Regions from separate parts of the Homo sapiens genome. Here region 2 is linked to region 1. A link is a loop called in an ENCODE intact Hi-C map of the cell type or tissue named here. Cell type or tissue: endothelial cell of umbilical vein. All regions are shown on one strand. Each heading gives the region's core, and the rest is flanking DNA. Links, peaks and the distances in the headings are about the cores only. Region 1 overlaps KANK1 (KN motif and ankyrin repeat domains 1). Region 2 overlaps DOCK8 (dedicator of cytokinesis 8).

Evidence for each region. A loop is a pair of places that touch in the nucleus more often than their neighbours do. Peaks named below come from ENCODE experiments on the same cell type or tissue, not always from the same donor. Only the 100,000 strongest peaks of a DNase experiment are listed, where the experiment ranks them.
Region 2: a loop joins it to region 1, with 4 times the contacts of the local background. A loop is called at or near these places in 3 of 110 quality-filtered maps.

The regions. Positions count from the first base shown.
Region 1 is chr9:604,320-620,961 of GRCh38, forward strand. All of the region lies in intron 1 of KANK1 (KN motif and ankyrin repeat domains 1), which reads left to right. Among named protein-coding and RNA genes, the nearest start is that of KANK1-AS1, 73 kb to the right of the region's middle. In endothelial cell of umbilical vein, for the core only: a CTCF peak has its summit at 9,696; a DNase peak (open chromatin) is centred at 9,662; H3K27ac peaks cover 369 bases.
Region 2 is chr9:343,275-351,274 of GRCh38, forward strand. All of the region lies in intron 14 of DOCK8 (dedicator of cytokinesis 8), which reads left to right. Among named protein-coding and RNA genes, the nearest start is that of DOCK8-AS2, 120 kb to the right of the region's middle. In endothelial cell of umbilical vein, for the core only: a CTCF peak has its summit at 4,602 (motif pointing right); no DNase peak of the experiment used is centred there.

The DNA of each region.
Region 1 (16,642 bases), core at 4,914-12,913:
TGTAATCCCCACGTGTTGAGGGAGGGACCTGATGGGAGGTGATTGGATCATGAGGATGGTTTACCCCATGCTGTCCTCCTGATAGCGAGGGAGTTCTCATGAGATCTAATGGTTTAAAAGTGTTTGGCAGTTTCACCCTTGCACCCATGTCTCTCTCTGTCTCTCCTGCTGTCATGTGAAGAAGAGGTCCTTGCCTCCCCTTGGCCTTCCACCGTGATTATAAGTTTCCTGGCCGGGTGCAGTGGCTCACACCTGTAATCCCAGCACTTTGAGAGACCAACGCGGGCAGATCACTTGAGGTCAGGAGTTCAAGACCAGTCTGGCCAACATGGCGAAACCTGTCTCTACTGAAAAAACAAAAATTAGCCGGGCGGGTGGCGCACACCTGTAATCTCAGCTGTTCGGGAAGCTGAGGCAGGAGAATCGATTGAACCTGACAGATGGAGGTTACAGTGAGCCAAGATTGTGCCACTGCACTTCAGCCTGTGTAACAGAGTGAGACTCTCTCAAAAAATAATGATAATAGTAAGTTTCCTAAGGCTTCCCCAGCCATGCAGAACTGTGAGTCAATTAAACCTTTTTTCTTCATAAATTGCTCAGTCTCAGGTAGTTCTTTATAGCAGTGTGAAAATGGACTAATGCAATTGGGCAATGTCTGACAGTTTGCAAATACCATCTCATTTGTTTTTAATAGAAACCTCCTGCTGAGAGTGGTGGCTCACGCCTGTAATCCCAGCTCTTTGGGAGGCCGAGGCAGGCAGATCACATGGTCAGGAGTTTGAGACCAGCCTGACCAACATGATGAAACCTGTCTCTACTAAAAATAGAAAAATTAGCTGGGTGTGGTGGTACGCGCCTGTAATCCCAGCTACTTAGGAGACTGAGGCAGGAGAATCACTTGAACGTGGGAGGCAGAGGTTGCAGTGAGCCCAGATTGAACCACTGCACTCCAGCCTGGGCAACAAAGTGAGACTCCGTCTCAAAAAAAAAAAAAAAAAAAATCTAATACTAGCCATGAGGAAAGATAATCACTCTCAGATAGTAAAGCATTTGCTTAGCCATATGTTAAGCTCTGAATTCAGATGAAGGGGCATCTAAAACAGGCAGAGAGCATCAGGAAGGGCTTCCTGGAGGAGAAAGTGCGTACACTCAGTCTTTAAGAGCACGTGGGAGGAAAAACCAGTGAAGTCCTCCTGCTGTAGACAGAATGATCAGCCTGGGCAAAGGTGTAGAGGGGTAAGAGAGCGTTAAACATGAGGCAGCTGTGTAATATTGTTTCCTGTAATCTCTTCTGTACAGGTGGAGAGGTAGCAAGAGACCCAAATGATGAATGGCTGTGAGTGCCATGCCATAGCAAAATTCTGGGTTTTAAAAGAGAATAAGCATGATCAGGCTGGGGATGTTGAGGAGGGGAAAGAAGGGGGATAGAGATGGAGACCACCCAGTGGCCCGCTCTCCCTCAGTGCTTTGGATTATGGGGAAATGAACAGAGAGCCACTGTGCCCAGATTTTATTATGGGTTGAGCAGTGATCAAGATGGGAGAGAGAAATGGTAATGGGACTAACTGGCCCATACACCAGATGGCATTTGAGGGGAAGGCCGGGTCTGTGTTGTCAGGGGGCCCTGTGTTCTGACTCCCTTCCCATTAGAATAGGTGGTGATTAAACAAGCTATGCCACACCCTAAATTCTGGTTCTGGGTTTTACTATTCAGTCAGTTTTATCAAATTAAGATGATCATGTCTTCCCTTCTGAAAAATTATAGGGGAAGAAAAACCATAGAACTTTCCCCCAGTATATAGCATTGAATTACACATATTCCTACACACACACACACACACACACACACACACACACACACACCACTCACACATATATACGTACATACATATATAATAGAATTTTTATATAATATGTAAAATTTTAAAAATATATATTTTTAGAAGGGCTGGGGGTGGTGGGGGCGGTGGCTCACACCTGAAATCCCAGCACTTTGGGAGGCCGAGGTGGGCAAATCACCTGAGGTCAGGAATTCGAGACTAGCCTGACTAACATGGTGAAACCCCGTCTCTACTAAAAATACAAAATTAGCCGGGTGTGGTGGTGCATGCCTGTAATCTCAGCTACTCAGGAGGTTGAGACAGGAGAATCACTTGAACCCAGGAGGTGGAGGTTGCAGTGAGCTGAGATCCCGCCATTGTACTCCAGTCTGGGCAACAACAGCAAAACTCTGTCTCAGAAAAAAAATATATGTGTGTGTTTTATAAACCTATAAAATATGTGTGTGTGTGTGTGTATATATTTATATATTTATATATATTACATATATATATATGTTTAGAAAATAAAAGATGCAGTATGTCAGTGCTTTCTTATGACAGTTGCAGCTACAAAGGAAGATTAAAGCTTTTTAAAAAGTAGAATTTTTATCTGTTTGTGGAGAGGACTGAAACCAGTAAGCTCTTGAAATGTTTTCATCCTCTCATCAAATATATATGGACCTGCCATATGCCAGGTACTGTTCTTACTACTGTGGAAATAGCAGAAAGGAAAAACAAAGTCCCTGCTCTCAGAAGGTTTAGAATGAGATAAGGCAGGCTACTGAGTTGGCTTAAAAACTAAGAGGAAACTAGTGAAGTGTAGTTGCCCGTTCACATTTTTATTTTTTTAAGTATTTTATGCCCACGGAAAACTGTGGGACTGGGACTTGAATTCTAATTTTATGTTTTCTTGGGTTATTCTTTAAAACAGGGTCTTAGACTAGTAATTAATACAGTGTCACTCTCTTTCACCTTCCTCAATTCCTTTGCATGCTTGTTAGGTCATTCAGAGTGGCACTAAGGTAAACTTTGGCATATCAAAATCCACTTGAAAGCAGATGGTTAGCAAGGGGCAGTGACTTATGCCTGTAATCCCAGCATTTTGGGAGGCCAAGGCGGGTGGATCACTTGAGGTCAGAAGTTCAAGACCAGCCTGGCCAATATGGTGAGAACCCGTCTCTACTATAAATACAAAAATTAGCTGGTGTGGCGACGCACACCTGTAGTCCCAGCTATTTGGGACGGTGAGGCAGGAGAATCGCTTGAATCCGGGAAGCAGAGGTTGCAGTGAGCCAAGATCGTGCCATTGCACTCCAGCCTGGGCGTTACAGCAAGACTCCATCTCAAAAAAAAAAAAAAAAAAAAAAAGGAGATGGCTATGCTTGTTAAACACTGTTTCAGTTGAGTACCTCTCCTGTGGGCTTGTTGGTTCTTGTGCAGATTCCTGCTCCTGCCCAAGTCCAGGACTAGCTGCACATACCTGCACATGTGCCTCACCCAGTCCAGGACGGCTAGCCTTGTTCTCTTCACCCAGCCCAGCAGCAGAGTGCTAGGAAACTTTGCTGGCAGGGCTGTAAGAACCTCTGTAGTTTCTTCCCATTTCCTTGTTCTCCTAACTTACTATGCTGGGAGGAAATAATATGGTGTGGTAACGATTTTAGGCAAAGAAAAAAAGCGCCGAAATGGATGTGGTGGTAAAATTAGGCCAATCTTTTGGAAGCACCTTAGCAACCTCCTTTCATGTTCTTGGTACCTTTACCTGGTTGTATTGTAATGTTCATTTTTCCTTGTGAACATCTCTCTGTGTGTGTGTATGTGTATAATTTATCTAGTACCATGGAATCTTTGAAGGAAAGACTAAAAAACTTTCAGAATTATTATTATTATTATTATTATTTTTTTTTTTTTTGAGACGGAGTCTCGCTCTGTCGCCCAGGCCGGACTGCGGACTGCAGTGGCGCAATCTCGGCTCACTGCAAGCTCCGCTTCCCGGGTTCACGCCATTCTCCTGCCTCAGCCTCCCGAGTAGCTGGGACTACAGGCGCCCGCCACCGCGCCCGGCTAATTTTTTGTATTTTTAGTAGAGACGGGGTTTCACCTTGTTAGCCAGGATGGTCTCGATCTCCTGACCTCATGATCCACCCGCCTCGGCCTCCCAAAGTGCTGGGATTACAGGCGTGAAAACTTTCAGAATTATAACAATAAGTTTCATTTGTTGTATAGCACATTCTACGTGACCATAGACCAACTCTCCTTTATCAATATTTGTGTATTCTCTTAAAGAGCTAAAAGAAATCATTTTTTAAAAATTCTTTATATCTAATGTTGGCCAATGTTACCTATAAGAAAAGATCATTGTTTCAGAGCATGTGAGATGAAGATGATTGACTTTAGGGCATTTACATGTGGGAACTGTCAAGGTAGTTGAAGTTTACAAGAGTGGGCTCTCTCTCTAGTCACTTCGGGAGGAATGCCATCATCAGGACATCATCACGACTGACTGATTTGGTCAGTCTGTCTTTCATCAAGTCAGGGAGATAAACAGAATTGAAAAATTGTTCACAAAGGTTGTCAGTTATTAGGGTGTGGCTGACGAACCACACCTGAAGAGCTACCTAGATGAAGGCAACTCACAGAGTTACTTAACAACCTCCACCCCAGTTGATGGTCCAGAGTGTTTCCAAGGGAGGTGAACTAAGCCAATGTTGAGACTGAGTGGGATAAGGCCATGGTGACATGCATAATAGATGCATTCATACACATTGCTTCAATAGAGCATTTTCTTGGATGGAAGCATGGGAAATAACACATGGGCGTATACTCACGCTTGTTGTTAGCTTTCGGGGTCACTGCTGATATCCTTCCTTGTTCAGTTACCCTTTGGGACTTGAACTCCTGCAAGATCGTTGAAAATCTTCATGTTCTCAGAACTCAAAGGGAAGAAGACTTGACCCCTAACCCTTCAGAAAGCTGGCTGAAAAAAAAAAAGATTGTCCATAAATAGCAATTGGCTTTACCTAGTATTATTTACCACATTATTAAACTGCTAATTGCAGTGGTGTTTTTATAATGCCACTATATTATTTTAATTTAGAAAACATTTTATAAGTTTATTGTTTGTAAATTAAATAGATTTGCTTAACAGTTCTTTGGGAATTCCTTAAACTTTATTGCTAGCTACAAGTCCTTTTTAAATAGAATCAATAGGCTGGGCATCGTGGCTCACGCCTGTAATCCCAGCACTTTGGGAGGCCGAGGAGGGCGGATCACCTGAGGTCAGGAGTTCAAAACCAGCCTGGCCAACATGGTGAAACCCCATCTCTACTAAAAATACAAAAAATTAGCTGGGTGTGGTGGCGTGCACCCTTAGTCCCGGCTACTCAAAGGGCTGAGACAGGAGAATCATTTGAACCCCAGGAGGTGGAGGTTGCAATGAGCTGAGATCGCTCCACTGTACTCCAGCCTGGGTGACAAGAGTGAGACGCTGTCCCAAAAAATAAATAAATAAAATAAAATAATGAATAGACTCAATAGACATTGATCCTGCTAACATATTTTGCCTTTTAATCTATTGGTACTTCTTTTATTCCCTTTAAAGTTAATTCTAAATAAAGGAGAAGTATCTTAATTTGGTTAATATCATAGTTTGGAACTATGGCAAAATTATTTTTTCTCAGGCTACTTTCTAGTAAGTATTTTATATTTATTCACTAAAGAAAATTTTTAAAATTTCAAATTACGTAGAATTGTACCACTCTCACATAGAAATGTTTTTATCTTTCTTATACATATATTTATGTGGTTTGATTTTTATTTGGAATGCTTGTTTTACTTGAGGTGTCAGGACTTTCCACTCATTTATGAAGCCTTTACAATTATAATGATAAATACTGTTACATTAATGTACAATAATTTATAAAACTGACTTTCTCATGTTTAAAATTTAGATCGTGTCTAATTCTTTGCTACTTTAAGTATCATTGCAGTGAAATCTTCAGGCCATAATAAGTTACTTCCTTGCGATAAGTTCACAGGAATAACTAGATTAAAGGTATGAATACATTTTAATTTGGTTGAACACTTACGTTTATCAAAAACTCTTTACAAAAGTAACACAATTATCCTAATAAATTAGAATATTAGAAGTATATAAGATGAAAAAACATTCTCACTGAACTTCAGTCCTGCTCTCCAAAGTGAACCATGATGAGACCTTAAGCAAATGTTATATATAATGAGAAAAGATAGTCCTGAAGAATTGAGTGATATGGAAGTGATAATGGTGTACTATATGGGTGAAAAAATAAAGTACTGGTTTAGATACATGATTTAAGAAATAGAATCCTGACAGTTCCCTCTGTGGATAAGCCATAGAGGTGTCCAGTGTTGGTTTAATATAGCAGCTGGTTTGACCGAGTACCCTCTGCTGCGTCAGGTAATGTTAAATGATGTCCATGCCCCCTTGACTCTGATCAAGACATGGCTACAACCTGCAGTTTCCAGCTTTCCTGGGTTTAAGGGCCATTGAAGAATCCTTGTAGATAAGAGAAGAATTGTACATTCCAGGAACTGGAGGCATAGCTAGCCTTGGAAAGCTCGGAGGGTTAGTTGAGACAGCTTTAGACTTGCACATCTGTGACCTGAGTATCTTTGAGACTTGATTTCATCTTCTAGACCCAGAGGCAGAGATCATGTTTGTGGTTATTTTTCTGGGAACTGAGACTGGGCAAAGGGAAAGAGGCCAGTACGCAAGAGTGCTGTTTATAAATGGTTAACATCGTCCCCAGTCCCGTAGAAGAAGAATGAAATGGTATTCTCCTGTTTGGTGGTTTTATTTGATTGTTTTTGAATTCTTTGTCTCTGACAGAAGGCATCTTCTGTATCCTTTATGTTGTCACTCACTTTATTACTCTGGCATTATTATAATTAGGTTACCTTATCACTCCACCTGCCAGCCCTATCTCCATCCCCAAGACCTGAAGGGACGGTTGGCTTGACATGTGAGGAGGTTTTTTGGCCTTCAGAGATGTCGCTGTCAGCCCCCTGAGTTCCATTTGTTAGTATTGGGTCCAGCCCACAGCTTTCTACTAAAAACAACAGGCAAACTAAAGAATCTTTTAGTAAGTCACAGACAATTGTCACTGAACCAAGAGCCCAGCCCACGGGGCCAGTTCCTCACCGACTCTATGCCTTAATTTCCAATGTGTAAGCTTGGATGACTACACTTATCTCCAGGATTCAGTGTAGGACATAGAAAAAAGTACAGGACTCAAGTAATGATTGAACTTGGAATAAAAACCTTAAGGCCCATGTCCTCTGTCTCTCATGCTTTTCAGATGTGTCTTAGTGCCTGCTCCTTGCACAGAAGCTGAATCCAAACAAGCCACTGAGGAAGTTACATTTCACTTCACTTCTTAATAACATAGGTATGTCGATCCCATTAGATAGGAGTGTGTCTAAAATTCAGAACCTTTGACACTAATTATCTGACTGTCAAATGACAGTGTCATTCTATTTTGCAGGCATTTTTGATAGTTTATCTTCCCAGTAATATTTTTGTAATCTTCATCACCTTGACCATCTAACTCTTTTTTTTGGAGACAAAGTCTTTCTCTGTTGCCCAGGCTGGAGTGCAGCGGTGCAGTCTCAGCTCACTGCAACCTCCGCCTCCCGGGTTCAACCGATTTTCCTGCCTCAGCCTCCTGAGTAGCTGGGATTACAGGCGCATGCCACCACACCCGGCTAATTTTTTGTATGTTTAGTAGAGATGGGGTTTCACCGTGTTAGCCAGGATGGTCTCGATCTCCTGACCTTGTGATCCGCCAGTCTCGGCCTCCCAGGGTGCTGGGATTACAGGCGTGAGCCACCGCGCCCGGCCGACCATCTAACTCTTATGTGCCCTTGCCTGTACATATAAAAGTACATTTAAAAATAGGATTGGCTTTCATTTGCATAATGAACACACATATTACCCATAGTACCTCCCACACAAAGCCACCTATGCCTCTTAAATTGCACTTTGTTAATAGGAAACTATCTGTTGTTTTGTGCTTTTGGCAGCTGTAGAGAAAATACACAAAGCCAGGTGTTGTGGCTCTTGGGTAAGACTGAGAATGTGATTTTTGCAATCTGTGTTTTTTTAATAGCCAGTTATTGGAGATAAGAAAGAGAAATTCAGTACAAAGTCTAAGATGTCCCAGTGATGCACTCTGACTGGGTGTCATTATCTCAACAGGAATGAATGTAGTTCAACAGTATGTAGGCCCGGTTTCTTAGACATGATGTCTGCTGAAATGGTGATAAGGTATCCCACATTATCGGTGTTTTTTTGAAGACAGCCTTTAGGGTTTCAGTGTCATCATCTTTATGCCTTTTGCTAAAACAGTTTATGTTCTGCCTTTTAGTAAGCCTTTATGTTAAAAACGTTTCATATTAAAAAAAGTTATCATTTGGAATACATAGGTCAACTATCTAGGAATGGGACAAAGTACAGAAACAATGAGACAGGATTTGTGGGATGAGAAATTAAAAAAGCAGTCCCTTCAGCTGAAGAAGCTGCTTAGAAATTTAAGCCGGACATCTCAGGCGGCCATACTGGAATGGAATGTGGAAAAGGTAGCAGTTATATGTGAGCAATACCTTTGACTGTGACACTCTTTCGAACCCCAGTTTAGACCAGCAGCAGCTCTCCTAATGGGGAGTCAAGAAGTAGTAAGAGACCCTAAGAGTCATATAAGACACAAATCACCTTTGCCTGTGATATTTGCCATACATATGCCTATGGTTACATGCAGAGGATCCCAACAGGAGCATCATACACACAGCAAATAACACTAATGTGTTTTATTTATATGTACCAAATTAAAGGGGCATACAAAATAAAATTTTTAAATGAGTGGGTGAAGATATTGGGACAGAAGGAAGATATCAAGAGGAGGAAATATGGAGTAAAGATAGAGGTAGCATGTACTGTAAAAGATCTTGTAAGTAGACCAGAATAGGCCAGTAATTTGGCTCCATGCTTCCTAGCAGCCAAGGCAAAGAAGTAATTGTGACCAGATACATAGTTCACAGCATCTTTAAGATTCAGTAAGCTAGCAACTCAAGAAAAGCACAAGTAGTCACCATATAGGGACAAGTGGACCATGCTGTGAACAGCACACTAGATAGCAAGTACAGCTGTAACAATCGTTGCTGGAGATAGAGCAGAGCTTCAGTCCTTTATGACAAGCTTGTCCAACCCATGGCCCACAGGCTGCATGTGGCCCAGGACAGCTTTGAATGCAGCCCAACACAAATTTGTAAACTTCTTAAAACATGAGATTTTTTTAAAGCTCATAAGCTATCATTAGTGTTAGTGTATTTTATTTGTGGCCCAAGACAATTCTTCTAGTGTGGCCCAGGGAAGCCAAAACGTTGGACTCCCCTGCTGTATGGAAAATCGAATTTGTTTACATTCTCCTGTTGTATTCATTTTTGAAATTTTGCTAATTCCTAAAAGGAATCCACAGAGAGCAAACTCTCTATTACTAACTTTTTTCCTCTTCTCAATGTAAATTAAGTAGTATTTCAAATGAGATTAAAAACAGGATACTTCTTGAACTTTACTTTAAAAATACAGGTTCATGAGCCCCTTAAGTTTTGTGACTTTCTGTTGTAAAAAAGACTGTATTCACTAGATGGCAGTGTCACCAGCCTTTTGGGAAGTTAAATATGAGTGTGACTGTCCTAAGTACTAAACATGGGTAAAAGTAGGAAGACCATTTAACTGAGCATAAAGGATCTCATTTCTGCGCCCTACAGGAAAGAGTAGTTCTCCTTTTTCTCCTCCCCTCTTATTTGAGGCCGGGAAGAAGGCGCTGTGCATAGCGCTCCAAGCATCTCTGGGTGGCACTGGAGGGCCATTTTTCACAAGGAGCAAGTCGGCCAGCAGAGTGCTCAGTTCTTGGTCATGCCAGTGGCTGCAGGGTTTCCAGCCACTTGTCCTTGCTTCTTTGTTTCTGAACTTTCAGTCCGGGGCAGGAGTTACTGACAAGAGTTCACAAACCAGCTGTGAGATAATGGTGTATTGATAAGGTACAAAAGTGTGTTTAGCAGATGGGGATAATTTTTCGACCCTCAGTGTTTGTTTAAATTGTTTCTAGCATGAAAGCAATATGATCTCTCTCAGGAAATGAGATTGTTTTCTCTATTCAGGTAATAGGATCTTTTACCCATTTCCATCTTTGAGGAGTGATTATATACTTCTGCAGTTTTTTTAAATGAAAAAGATTTATTTTTAAATCATACTGGCATAAAGTTAATGGTATTTTGTTAAATTTTAGGATTTTTACAGCATATCTTGGCTGACACTGATCTTGGTCCTATCCTAGTGGCAATCTCTTAACAGTTGTGCTGCTGGTGTTATGAGTAGGACAGTTCCTCATTGTGTGGGACTGTCTCGTGTGCGGCAGGGTATTCTGCATTCCTGGCCCTTGCCCACTAAATGCCGGAAGTGCCCCTCAGACATGACTGCCCAGTAACACTCCCATGCATTTCCGTGTGCCTCCTGGGGTGGGGCCAGTACTCTCTAGTGTTGAAAACTGCTGGGCTAGAGATTTTGGTGTAGGTTGTGGGCCTTGTGGATTTAGTGAACATGATCTTTTAAAGAAATGTATATAAATGTACTTTATATTTTTAAAAAATCACTACAGCCCATCACCTTAAACTTCTGCTCATTCATATTTATATATGTATTCTGATTGTGATTACTCCTACATACAATTCTTAATATAGTACAAAATTGTACATATATAATTTTATGGTACCCATCCCCCCCCTGCCCTTTTTTTGAGACAGGGTCTCAGGCTGGAGTGCAGTGATGCAATCATGGCTCACTGCAGCCTCCGTTTCCTGGGCCCAAGCAATTCTCTTACTCAGCCTTCCGAGTAGCTGGTACCAAAGGTGTGCGCCACCATACCCAGCTAATTTTTAATTTTTTGTAGAGGGTCTCCCTGTGTTGCCCAGACTGGTCCTGAACTCCTGGCCTCAAGCAAGTCCTCCTGCATTGGCCTTCCAAAGTGCTGGGATTATAGTCTTGAGCTACCGCGCCTGGCATAGTATCATCTTTTTGATACCAACATACTATAAATATATTTTATTGCATTTTATTTGAAACTGTTAATAGACACATAATTTGCTGATGAATTGTATTCTTTGCTCTTTTAGTCCATCTGGCATCATATGCTCTTCCTTTTTGCTAGAATTCCCTCTTTTTTTCTTTCTACAGAAGTATCACTGGGTGGGAGAAAGCCTTACCTGTGATGGTTTGAGTACCCACATTTTAAAATTATGCTAGTTAAGAAGAGGGGGAATAATGTTGTTTCTTTTCTCTTTTTCTTATCAAATAGACTAAAAAGGCTACTCAAGGGCTGGAATTTGATTCCCACTTGTTCTTGTGGTACCTAGCACAGAGTCAGTCCCATAGTATATCCTTTAGGTAAAGACTTAATTAATTGGTGTGCTTTCAGTTTATTTTCCCTGGTTGGTCTTTGCATTTGTCCAGTTAACACCAGCTTCTGGATATTAGATCACCATAAAGTCCAAGACATGAAGAACAAATGTTATATATTCTCTTTGACATTTAAAGACAGAAGATAGTGGTAGAGGAGATCCCAAGTGATACCTAACCTAGCTAAAGACCCATGAGGAATGAAAGAACGAACAGGGAAAACAACTGCTGAATCCAGGTGGAAAAATGCTGGCCTACTTCTGGTCCTTGGTATGCCAGGATCCAAAGGTGGTGCCAGCTGATAGCATATGTTCAACAGCTGTGTTGATGCCATTTGCCTGCCCAGACAAGCCTCTTGAGGCATGAAAGCCTAAGGAAGGTTTCTCATATTAAGGATCAACAGGGACTCTTCTGTATCCGTCCTACCAGTGTCACCTCCCCACCCAGCATCAGCCGAGCACCACATCCACTGAAGCTCAATAAAGAAATGTTTAATGCTGAAGAGTTTCAATCAACAAGATGAAATTTTCAGGTTTAGGTAAACTTAGGAACTGGCTTGGGTTACTAGACTTCCAAATTTTATCCGGTCCTACCTTATTGCATGACATAACCGTGAGGACTAAAGTGAAGGCTTTTCAGCAGTCACTTCAGTGAGTCCTCAGCATTTAGGTGATACTGTATCAACTCGTGTCTGAAGCAACTTGGATTTAAGATAGTAGATCTTGTGCTGATTATTAGAATGGACATCCTGAACACCACTTAAATTACCATCAAACTGCATAGCCAGATCTTTAATTTACGAAACCTCTATTTTGTCACTTCTCCAAGCTGTCATTTAAGCTAAAAGCTGCTGTCTTTACACATATAAATCAAAGAAATATTTCATTTATATTCACTTGATACCTACCAAATTTCACCACTGGAATTTCTGAATACTTTATATCCTCTATCCTTCCATCCAGGCTTGGCTTTACTAAGTGTCCTTTCTAAGCCACTCATTATCAATCAAGATAGTAATTATTCTGCAAGACCCCAAATCTCAGTGGCTTTCAACAACACACACTGATTTTTTTACTCATATGCTACACGTCCATTATTTGTCAGCTGCAGCTGTGTTCAGTGTTGACCTCAACCTGTGATGGAGCAGCCTCTGCTTATGTCGCTGCTGTTCTTTATAGCAGAGGAAGGAAAGAAAGCAAGGCAAAGTTCCACACTAGCCCTTAAAACTTCTTCCTGGAAGTGAGACATGGTATTTCTGCTACCACTTCATTGGTTAAAGCAAGTCACAATGCCACACCCGAGTTGAGTGAGGGTGGGGATATGTGATTCTTCCTTAGGAAGGAGCAGGAAATTTTGGTGAATAGTAATGTAATCTACCACATGTTTAAAATGCAGTCCCTTCTCTAGAAGATCTCAGTAGTCTAAGAGAGAATAATTTTTTTTTAATATACTACCGTAAGTGAATGTTAGGTCAGTTAGGTCGATTTTTTTTTCATTCTTGCAAGGAATCATTATGTCTAATAAAATATAATAAAGAGTTTATGGTATATTTGAACTGTCCTTAATGTTATTTTACTGAGTCCAGTTCTTTTGGCAGTGGTTTAGTTTCTTTAACAATCTGTATTCTACAACTTCACTCGTTGCCTTCCTTGTTTAACATTTATTTTTCAAAACCAGACATGTCTTTTGTCTTCAAAGGATAAATGGAATTGGTTAGGAGAAGGATTGGGGAGGAGGGGGGTTGTGGCAAATGTCTAAAACCTATGTTTTATTCCCTTATTTTCTCAAAAATGTTAGCTCATGTTCACACGGGTTTATCTGTTTAGTCTAAGAAGTAGTTACTTTTGCTGTCTGGCCAAAGAGGTTCAGGACCCTGGAGCTTTGTTCTTTGGGACCCTGAAGGCAGCCTGGCAGGCAGAGCCCAGTATCACCTTTACAGCTACTTGATGGTGATCAAGAGCCAGCTGCTCTTCTTTCACCTGGCTGTTGGGGGAGGCACACCAATATGGGTGGGCAGGAAAAGTTACTTCCCAGGCTGAAATTTTCCCACCGTAAACTTAGGCTGATAGGCTGACAGTCTGCACCTCTCTTCCTCAGCAGACATTCCGATCAGCAGGCCAGTTTGTGACGCGTGCATGTGCACACTTCAGATTGCTTCTTCCACTTTCCTCTTTCCTGCTCAGGTTTCTCATAGGAGTAGGCTCCATGTAAGACTTCTGTCTTTTGTGAAAAAGAAAGCACGTATTTATAGAATGGAATTTCTTACTGAAAGAGGGTGCGGGCAGAATGGAGGATGACATGAATCCTGACTCAGTAACATTTATGGAACCACTCTCTGGATGCCACACTTACTGTGGGCAGTTACCAAAAAAATCAGTTTGGCCTACCTGCCTCCTAATATAATTTACCCTGCACACAAGGCAGTATCTTGAAGGTTATTTCAGTAGTACCCACGGAATTCTGCTTCCTTTAGGTAAGGAAAAGTATTCCCAAGAACAAAATATACAGGTTAAAGCCCATGTAATATAAAATTATGGCATTCATTGAAGAAAATACAGGCTATTCTAATTCCAGATCACATTTATTTATTTATTTACGAGACAGAGTCTCGCCCTGTCACACAGGCTAAAGTGCAGTGGCGTGATCTCAGCTCACTGCAACCTCCACCTGCTGGTTCAAGCAATTCTCCTGCCTCAGCCTCCCGAGTAGCTGGGACTACAGGCACACGCCACCACACCCAGTTAATTTTTGTATTTTTACTAGAGACAGGGTTTCACCATATCGGCCAGGCTGGTCTGAAACTCCTGACCTGAAGTGATCTGCCCACCTCAGCCTCCCAAAGTGCTTAGATTACAGTCGTGAGCTACCATGCCTGGCCCCAGATTACATTTTTAAAATGAAGAAACAGATATTTTCTCTTAGTCAAAATACTTATCGGAACAATTTTTTTTAAAGCAAAGATTGCATCATTTAAAAAAACATATTCACTCCTAGGCATCTGAATCACTGCTTCACATGCACAGTAGACATTCGTGAAATTATTTTTTTAAATGATGATGAATGCCAGGGCTTGCTTTTTTTAAAAAAAAGTCTCCAACCACAACATCCAAACTGGTCATTTGGGAAGTGATGCTTCCATTCAGTAAGAAAGCTCCTGCACACTGGGTGAACAGGCGGTGTTTTCTCCTCTCATCGCTGACATTTAATACCTGTCTTGAGGCAAAATTGTCTCCACCTTATTAATCCATGGCTCCTCACGAGCCTTAAAACAGAGAATAAAACTTGTCAAAGAAGAAAAATAGAAAATTAGAGAAAATAACCTCACTACTTATTTTCAGGCACCTTGTGACTTAAGAAAATGTTTTTAAATGTGGACTCTACATTTTATGAACTTAAATTTAGTGTCTGTTGGTCAAAATCCACAGGACCTTTAGGAGAGAAAATGGCCATAACTAAGTACAAGCCTCTCTTTTTAAATGCTTACCCAGGTCAGTTAAAAGCTTCCTTGTAGTTCTGAATCCTCAGTTCTTGCTTTACAGCCAATACTTAAAAGGAACAGGGGAGAGCTACAGTGCTTTTGAATTTCAGAGAGGCCTCTTATTTGTGCCTCAAGAATAGTTTGTATAAATGTTATATTTCAAGCCACACAGTACTTAAAACCATCACACTGTTTAGTTTATCTAGTTGGGTAGAAGAGGGGGCAAGAGAACAAAGCAGTATTAAATTAGGGCAGCAGCATCAGGGACAGGCTGATGTGAGAGCACCTTCTTTCTTGGGATGGGTAGAGTATAATTGTCCCTTTGCCTATCGTCAGATTTGGGTGGCCCAGTTGCTTTAAATTTTGAAAACATGGGAGTATTAACGCAAAGAAGAGCCAACATTAGTTCAGAATAGCTGAATTCATCATTCTTTTGGAACCAGTTTTGCTACTGTATAATGATAATAGCTCTTCAGCATTCATCTAGTGAGTGATAAAGATAAGTGATGATCCACAAGAAAGTTTACCTTTGACTTGTGGGTGCTCACGGACTGCAGAATGCAGATGTTCGTAGATCAGCCGTACTGTAATTTTCAAGGATTTAATATGCAATACATTCCTATATTAAGATGTTGAAACATTAAAATATTAATAATTTGCAATGATTTTTAAATACTTTAAACAGGCTCTTCCACTGGTGAGATTGTTTTTCCAAGCAGAGTTAGCTAGTTTAAATTCTTTCGTTGTGGCTGGGTGCAGTGACTCACGCTTGTAATCCCAGCATTTTGGGAGTCTGAGGCGAGCAGATCACCTGAAGTCAGGAGTTCGAGACCAGCCTGGCCAACATGGCAAAACCCTGTGTCTACTAAAAATAAGAAAATTAGCCTAGTGTGGTGGTGTGCGCCTGTAATCCCAGCTGCTAGGGAGGCTGAGGCAGGAGAATCGCTTGAACCTCGGAGGCAGAGGTTGAGCCAAGATCACACCACTGCACTCCAGCCTGGGCAACAGAGCAAGACTCCCATCTAAAAAAAAAAAAAATTGTTTTGTTGTATTCTCAGTTGTCTATTTCAGGTCTAGGCAGGCAAGAAAACTTTGTCAGGTACACTGGTGTCTTCCAAAATGTGCATCGTACCCTCTATTACTCAGTGTCATTAATCACATCCATTCCTTTCCCACCCTGTCTTGGAATAGGACATTAACTCTTCAACGATCTGCCCCCTAAATAAAACCTGCTTTCTTGGGCCATAGTAAACAACACGTAATTCTTTGCGAGAAAAGCAAAATAGTGATAATTATAATTTTTTTTTTTGGAACGGAGTCTCGCACTGTCACCCGGGCTGGAGAACAATGAATGGCGTGATTTCGGCTCACGGCAACCTACACCTCCCAGGTTCAAGCGATTCTCCTGCCTCTGCCTCCTGAGTAGCTGGGATTACGGGCGCCTGCCACCACACCCGGCTAATTTTTTGGTATTTTTTTAGTAGAGATGGGGTTTCACTATGTTGGCCAGGCTGGTCTCAAATGCCTGACCTCATGATCCAGCTGCCTTGGCTTCCCAGAGTGCTGGGATTACAGGCGTGAGCCAACTTTTAAAAATTAAAAAAATTTTTAAAAACCAACTTTTTAAATTTTCAAAAACCAATTTTAAAAACCAATTTTTAAAAAGCCAACTTTTAAAAATTTAATATTGGAGCATAATAGAATTCAGCAATATAAGATTTGATTGGGAATAAGAAATAACATCTCTTTTAAAAATGACTACAGCCCTCTTAACAATTTTACTCTTAACCAATTTTGGGGTACCAGTTTACTAATTGATCAAATTCCAGATTGGAAATTAGTCATCATTTGATT
Region 2 (8,000 bases), core at 1-8,000, 270 kb before region 1:
TTGAGTCTAGGAGTTTAAGATCAGCCCGGGCAACATAGTGAGACCCCCATCTCTACAAAACATTTTAAAAATTGCCCAGGTGTGGTATTGTGCATCCCTGTAGTTCTAGCTACCCAGAAGGCTGAGGCAGAGGATTCTTGAGCCCAGAAATTCGAGGTTAGCCTTGTGCCACTGCTCTCCAAATCAAGCAACAGAGTGAGACCCTATCTCTAAAAAAAAAAAAATAATTTAGAAAATAAAATTATACTGAGAAATACAAACAGCTATTCACACAGGAATGGAGAGTTCTTCTTTACAGTATTCAGGAGGTATACACTTATTTCCCCATTTAATCCTTCCTGGAGCAGCTCTTCATTTTCAATCCTCATTCCTTACATCTAAACTTAGTCCCCACGTCTCCCTCCTAGAGGAGATAAGCATTCTCAGGATGCAGTAGTTTCGATTCTCTATTCCTTAGAGGAAGATGAAGGCATGAAAATGTTTGCTTATGGATGCTTTGTATCTTTTTAGAAACTTTATCCTATAATCGGGAAACAATGCTTGTGGCATTGGAAGAGACTTGCATCCAATGAATTCTGTAGTTATTCAACTTCCCCTCAGCATTTAATCACCCACAGGTGGCATTTACAATGTTCTCTACTCGTTCCTGCAAACATTATCCCTTAATTACATCACAGTGGGACTTAGAGTGCATTAGTGCACTGAATGATCCAGAAATGTAGGAGGGCAAAGGAGGACAAGTCTGGACGGATTACAATGGACCCAACTTGTCATCATGAGAAACAGACCCACAAATACAGAGTTAATCTTCTTGAGCTGTACTGGCCACTGTAGAAGTGCCAAGGACACCCCGTTAGAAATGCCAAGGCCACCCTGTTAGAAACCAGGTCTTGGGGAATGACAGAAGAGATTTCTCTCCAGTTTGGTTGTGGCCCCTTCTCTTGGCTCACAGTTCTTCTCTGTGGCTCTCAGGCCACCATATTTTATAGTCTATTTAAGGAAAGAGAGAGATAATGAACTTGGTTTGGAATCTTACTTCATGAAAATTTCACAGAATTTAGGAAGCATCTTGTCTAAATATCTTGTTCTAAATTTTTAGTGTTCTTCTCCAGTCCTTGTGTGCTTTAGGGTGGTTTTGATTAGATTGGGCTTGACAGTTACCCAGTCCCAGATGAGTGTCCCCTTTCCTGCACCTCCCCCCATTCACGACATGGAAATGGAAAGAATCGAGTGAGGTCTGAACCCCAGGTAAAATTGGCAAGCTGACTAAGTTCGCCTTGGGTGACCTCACCTTTTCATTTCTGTCCATTTTCCTCTCTTTTTGTTCCTTGCCATCTCCCCATATCTCAAAAAACCTGGACCTTGTAGCTTTTCTATACTGGCCCCCAAAATAAAAGTCTCTTTTCAAGCAACGATCTCTAAACTCATTTGCTATGGTATTGATAACAGGTATGGATTAGTCTTATCACTCCCAAGAGTATTATCATTTTGGGCCAGGTGTGGTGGCTCACACCTATAATCCTAGCGCTTTCGGAGGCCAAGGCAGGTGAATCACCTGAGTGAGGTCAAGAGTTCGAGACCAGCCTGGCCAACACGGTGACCCCTTGTCTCTACTAAAAATACAAAAAGTAACTGGGCGTGGTGGTGGGTGCCTGTAATCCCAGCTACTCAGGAGGCTGAGGCGGGAGAATCGCTTGAACCCAGGAGGCAGAGGTTGCAGTGAGCTGAGATCCTGCCATTGCACTCCAGCCTGGGCAACAGAGCAAAAAAACTCTGTCTCAAAAAAAAGGTATTATCTTGGCAGGGACAGCAGTTCCTATTTCTTAATTGAAGAAATCCAGATTTCTTCTCATTCCAAGAGTCTGTCAGGTAACTTTCACTGTTGATGTTGCTATTTCCATGCCAATCAATAATCCTGATCATACCTGTATCCCTTAAGGAAATCAAATAACTGAAAATGAAGATCTGTGGGGCAGATAAATTCAGGAATATTTCTTCGTTTATAGAGGATTCACCTCATGAATTTGAAATATGGCTTGGCTTATAAAAAGTTGATCTGCCTGGAGCTTGTAGCTAACACCTCTGTCGGGCCAAACAATAAATGCTTACACTGAGAAAGCCAGGTTTGGGATTTCAAATTAATGTGCCCTTAACATAAACTGCAGAGCCCCCCTGGGTGGAGGGAACTATTACCTGGTTCTAATAGCAGATGTTTTCTGGCCTTGAGTGCCAGTGGTAACCAGAGTCACACATTTTAGGATTTTGGTATTGATGAGGGTTTCAGCTGAATATTACTTGAGTTGAACTCCAGTTATCTTTACCTGTCTTAAAGGAGCAGCTGCCATAGTGCCTCAGGTAAAGTTGGCTTGGGATAGGCTGGCATTGCCTTCCAGTCCCCAGCCTCACCTTCCTCCCACCTCTTCACTGCCTCTTTTCTTTGCCCTGCCCCTTCAGGTGTCCTGCGTGGGGCACCATTCGAGTTGCATTCTAGTGTATTAGGTTGGTGCAAAAGTAATTGCGGTAATGTGTGTGTGCTGCCCCGTGTCTCTACCTTATTCAAGTTTCTTTAAGGAACAGCTGTAGATGAGTTCTGGTAGAACTGGGTAGTGCTCCCAGAAGTATCCCCGTGGGTCCGTGAGGGTTGGGCATTCATAAAATAAATCCTTGCTCTAACGATAGAGACCAACTTCTAGAGCCAGAAGTGCTCATCCCAGGAATGACCAGGGGCTCCCAAACCAGCGGCTCGGGCCCTCTGCAGTGCCATGTGCAGCCTCTGTGGGTTAGAGGCATGGAGCTAGAGCAGGGTCCTCTGAACCAGAGCCAGGCAGGACACTCTGAGAAATCACAAGCAGAAGGACAGCAATTCTGAAAGCAGAGCAGAACAGCTGGAAAAACTGAGCTGATGAAAAGGATTATCCGAATCCAAGCTTGGCGTTCCTTGCTCTGTGTCCAGATTAAGAAAATGCTAGTGGTTTGCCTAGGAACACATTTGCACCAACTCCTGGCTTATTTTCCATGTGACCCAACAGCTGGTACTAGAGACACCAGCTGCTTTCTGGTGGGGGCAGAATGAAAACAGCATGGGCTGAGGCCAAGGCCCAGCAAGGTCTTCAAGGGCATCCTATCCTGCGGCCGCCAGAGGGGTATGTGCGGAGATCACAGGCAATGAGGTTGTAATGAGCTGTTAAGCTCCCTGCCGTCCCTTTAATGGGTGATTACAGTAAAAAGAGCCACATAAAGTACGTTTTCATCTCTCACTTCAGCCCCCGAGAGCCTCTGAGGTCTTGTTTATCCAATTATCAGACTTGCTGTGGAGGACGGTGCTTGCTGAGAACAAGCATATCAGTTGGAACATGATTTCTCTGATGGATAATTAGCTGTTTTCAGGACTCCTCCTATTCAGCTGAATGTTCTCAGACCAGAAGTCTGATCTGGCCTAACGGGGATGTGCTCCCATATCGCAGTGGAGTCTTAAGGAGTACTACCCACCTTCTCTTCTGCGGGGGAAAAGGAATGGCGTAGCATGCATGCAGGACCTGACCGGAAGGAATGTCTGCGAGTTATGATTTAGTGACTAGAACTTCTAAGGAAAGAAATGAACCAGAAATAACTGCAAACGAAGTGGTTAGGAAGAGGGGCAGGACATGGGGAGTATCCTTGAAAGGGACTTAATTTCATCCAAGGAAATAGGTTCCCAGTTTAAGCCCAGTTAGCTCTGTATTCAGAGTGGATCTTCTCAGTGCTAGGTGAAGGAAGGGTGGTTGTGCATCAGAGTAAGTGTCCAGCCCCACCCTGAAGACTCCCATTCAGGTGGTCTGGGATGGGGCACTGGTGGTCTGACACTCTCTTTTGTTCAAAATCAAAGCGTCCCCCTCCTTCTCATGGAAGGGAAGCTTCCACCAACCCTTAATGAGTTCCTGTACCATATGGAGTTGTCAAATGCTCCATACCGGGCACAGCGGCTCACACCTGCAATCCCAGCACTTTGGGAGGCCGAGGCGGGAGGATCCATTGAGCCCAGGAGTTCAAGACCAGCCTAGGCAACATAGCAAGACCCTGTCTCTACAACAACAACAAAAAAATTAGCCAGGGGTGGGGGTCCACACCTGCAGTCCCAGTTACTTGTGAGGCTGAGGTGGGAGGATCGCTTGAGCCAGGAAGGTCGAGGCTACAGTGAGCCGTGATCATGCCACTGCCCTCCAGCCTGGGCAACAGAGTGAGACTCTTTCAAAAAACAAAAACAAAAAACTCTGTCCTAAGTATCAGATGATGCGGAAGCCCAGTACTTGGTTTTACTAGGCTTAGCAAGCAGTCGCTTATGGAACAGAAGCTTTTATAAACAAACCATGTAGTTAGGAAGGGCAGTGGCAGCCCAGGCAAAATCTAGTCATTTGAATTAGCCAAGGAACGGAGACAAAGACAAAGTGAATTTCTGGTGCTAGTTGCAACTTGGTCTCGATAATAAATCAGGAACACAATCCCCACATTCCTAATGCCTTGCTCCAAAACTCAGCAATCCTCCTATTTGTAAGAATGAAAAAATTCAGGAGGGAACCAATTGCCTAAGGTTATGACAGCAAAGCTACCGTTCCAGTATAATATTCAGCCACTAGAGGACACAATTCACTCACTTTCTAGATTCAGACACACGACTACCTTTTTCGTTACAAAACATATGAAGTCGTGATTTATGAAAGTAGGACACATATTGTATTTTTTGCCCTTGAAGTGCAAGACCAGGAAAAACTGAAAAGTATTGCAGCATCCTCCGAGATCACTGTTGTCATTTTTTCGCAAAGGATTTTATTCTAGCCTGTCAGTTTCTGCCTCCTTTCATTAGTAAGTCCTGACCTTAGACATCTGGCATTTTTTTGGAAGGTGTAGTGGGGAGGGGGACCAAGAGATGCATCCCTTAATGTAGCTAAAGATCGAAATCTTCTCATTTTGGGGAGAGTTGCTTACTATACATATTTACACATTCACCAATTTTGTCTCATATGTAAACCACAGAATGTGCCGAATTTTCCTAGAATCATGGTTGAGGCAGGTAGGAGTAAGGAGGTGCTGTGTACATTAGTGTCACTGATTCCACCGTTCACAACTCCATACCACTCTCCTTATTTTATACTCTTGAGTCCACAGTGCTTTGGTGTTACAGCCCATATAGAACGGTCCTACCTAAAAGTCCTGCGGTCGGTTTAACAGTGACGAGTGTCATTTTTCCACTGTCCTTTACATAGAATTCAGCAGGAAGCTTCATGAGGCACCCTGTTTCTACATGAGTTGCCCTGGTTGGTGGAGGCAGAAGCAATGGAGAAGTGGTGATGAAATTAAGTCAAAGTTAGGCTTGCATTTGACTCTGATCTTGAATAGTTTGTCTAGATTAGAGGGAGCACCTAAAATCCAAAAAGCCTTTTGTCTTTGATTTCTATACTTTTGTTAGTTTTACAAATTATTATTTAAAATCAGTCCTTTGAAGTGGCTTCTTCTCTTCTGACGGGACAGCTTTGGGAAACTGTTTAGTCTTATTTCTTTTGCTATTGGGAAGTTGTGGGGGACGCTATTTTGCAGCTTTTTCATCCTCAGTTCTGACCTCCTCATGTGCTTTACAGATGCCCCCAAAGGTCAGCATTCATCCACCTTTCACTGAGAGTGTTTGGCCATCTCTAAAGCAGAGGTATTTTAACAGCTCTCCTTAATGGATGTCCTGTGGTTTCAGGCCTCAGACAGGCTGCCCTTGGGCCCTCAGCAGAAGTCGGGAATCGTCTTATACTTCCAGATCGTCTTTTACTCAGGCAAAATATGAGATGCTGTGTCAGGGTTTCCCAAGGGAAGAAACTGAGTGGGAGGTGCAGGTAAACCCCACAGTACAAAATAAAACAGAGCTGTGAGTAGTTGAAAGGACTGTGTTTTGACAGCGTAATAAGGTAATTGTTTAAAACCATGGCTAATTCATCAGATGTCATGTGTCTTTTATAGTTAAAAGATGAAATTTCTTTACCCACTGGTGTCAACAACAGAAAGATTCTAAAACTTTCAAAAAATGTGCCAGTCCTGGCTGCTTTGTTTCATGTTCTTTGACAACTTTCAAAATGTAAATTGAGATTCATGCAACTATTAATGGAAATATAAATATCATGGCTTCATAAGGATAAAATTAGAGGAGCTCAACATAACGGCTCATTTTAATGATTTCTAAGGGGTTTCCATGCCCAGGCTAATAACTGTACATTTAGCAATAAGCAAATCTCAAAGCCTATTTCTTATCTTTCCCTAGAATTACAGCTTTTAAGCCCAAGCTGGTCGTTCCTTTTATACCACTCCACTCACTTGATAGGGGTGACATGGGCTGAGCTTTCTCTCCTATCAGGGCTCAAAGACAAGTTTAGCAGCGTTTCTAAACTTCTGTCAATCAGCTCACAGGACACAGACCAGTTTCGTTATCCCATTAACAGATTTACATTTCTGTTCTCTGGAAGTGTCAGTTAATGTCCTTAAAGGTAATATACACAAATGTACACAATAGTCTCTGAATTTTTCTCAGAAGACACACTCAGAAACCTTAGAATTCTGATTCATTCTCTTTGGCTCAGACTTGGATGAATTTGCTTCTCAGAGTAGGGACATGAAAATTATTCTTAATTTATACTTCATGTAATCTGTTTCTTCTTTCTCCCTCCGCCGCCCTCCAATAGCTCTTCTGAGCTTGTTTGTTCTTCCCCTAACTCCCATTGTTGAAAACATGGCCTCCCCTCATTCTCACCTTTCCAGGAATCTCCTTGTGCTCCTCAAGTTCGGCTCATCGCAAACTTGGAGTTCTGTTTTCTCATGCCCTTCTTTCATTTTCTTCTTTTAAGAGACAGGATCTTGCTCTGTCTCCAAGATTGGAGTGCAGTGGTACGATTCTAGCTCACTGCAGCCTCAAACTGCTGGGCTTAAGTGATCCTCCCAACTCAGCCTCCCAAGAAGCTAGGACCACTGCTGTGTGTCACCACACCAGCTAATTATTTTATCTTTTCTAGAGACAAGGTCTCACTCTGTTGCCCAGGCTGGTCTTGAACTCCTAGCCTCAAGCAATCTTCCTACCTCAGCTTCCCAAAGCACTGGGAGGTGCCACTCTTCTTGTGTTTTTTACCTTTGCATTTATTTCCTGGTTACAATACTTTTAACTTAATGGCTGCTGAACTAGATTCTGCCAATGTACGTGCCGTCCAGGACACGTTCATGCCACTTTAATTTTCTTAGAACATCAATGAGATAGTCTTACTAGGGAGAGATAAAGGGCAGGGGTTTGGTTTTCTGGCAGGTTTTCTTTCATTTTAATAACGAGCCAACCCACGGAGGAAGGAATTGATTGATGGCTGCTTCCTCTTTTGTAAAGAACAAACATCAAATTAGTGGTTTGTCCTCACTTTGCGGATAAGCAGAATAATAACACCTGTGCCTCTCCCTGCATTATTTTGAAACTAATATAATTTTGTTTGGACAGAACGTAGATAGCAACCTTAATGGGGAGGAATGTGGAAGAGGAATTACTGAAGGGGGACCAGTCAGCCTGTCAGGCAGCAACTCTGGTGCCAAAGAATGGACATAGGATCAGAGCTGTGGACCCCCGTCCTGTTTGTAAACTTCCTGAGGGTGGCAGAGATTCATACCCTTTCTCCCATCAGGACAAAAATCAGTGTGTTGGAGCTCACTCAGGAAATGCTCTTTGGGATTGGCATGGGAAGGGGATGAGGCCGATTGACAATTAGCCTAGTTCACTGGGATTTTGTTGTAGGAGCTGGGTGGTGGCACCATATGGCCAACAGGGGATGCCAGCGACATCCCTAATTTCTCTGGCTTCCTGATAGGTCCTGGTAGGGTCGGGGTTCCACCGGGATTTGCCTAGTATGGTCTACCTCTGACTGAAATTAAACTCTAAGTAGGTAACTGGGGAACGCCTTTCTCCAGAGAGAAGGTTTTGATGTGATCTCATCATCGGGGACTGGATTGGACCT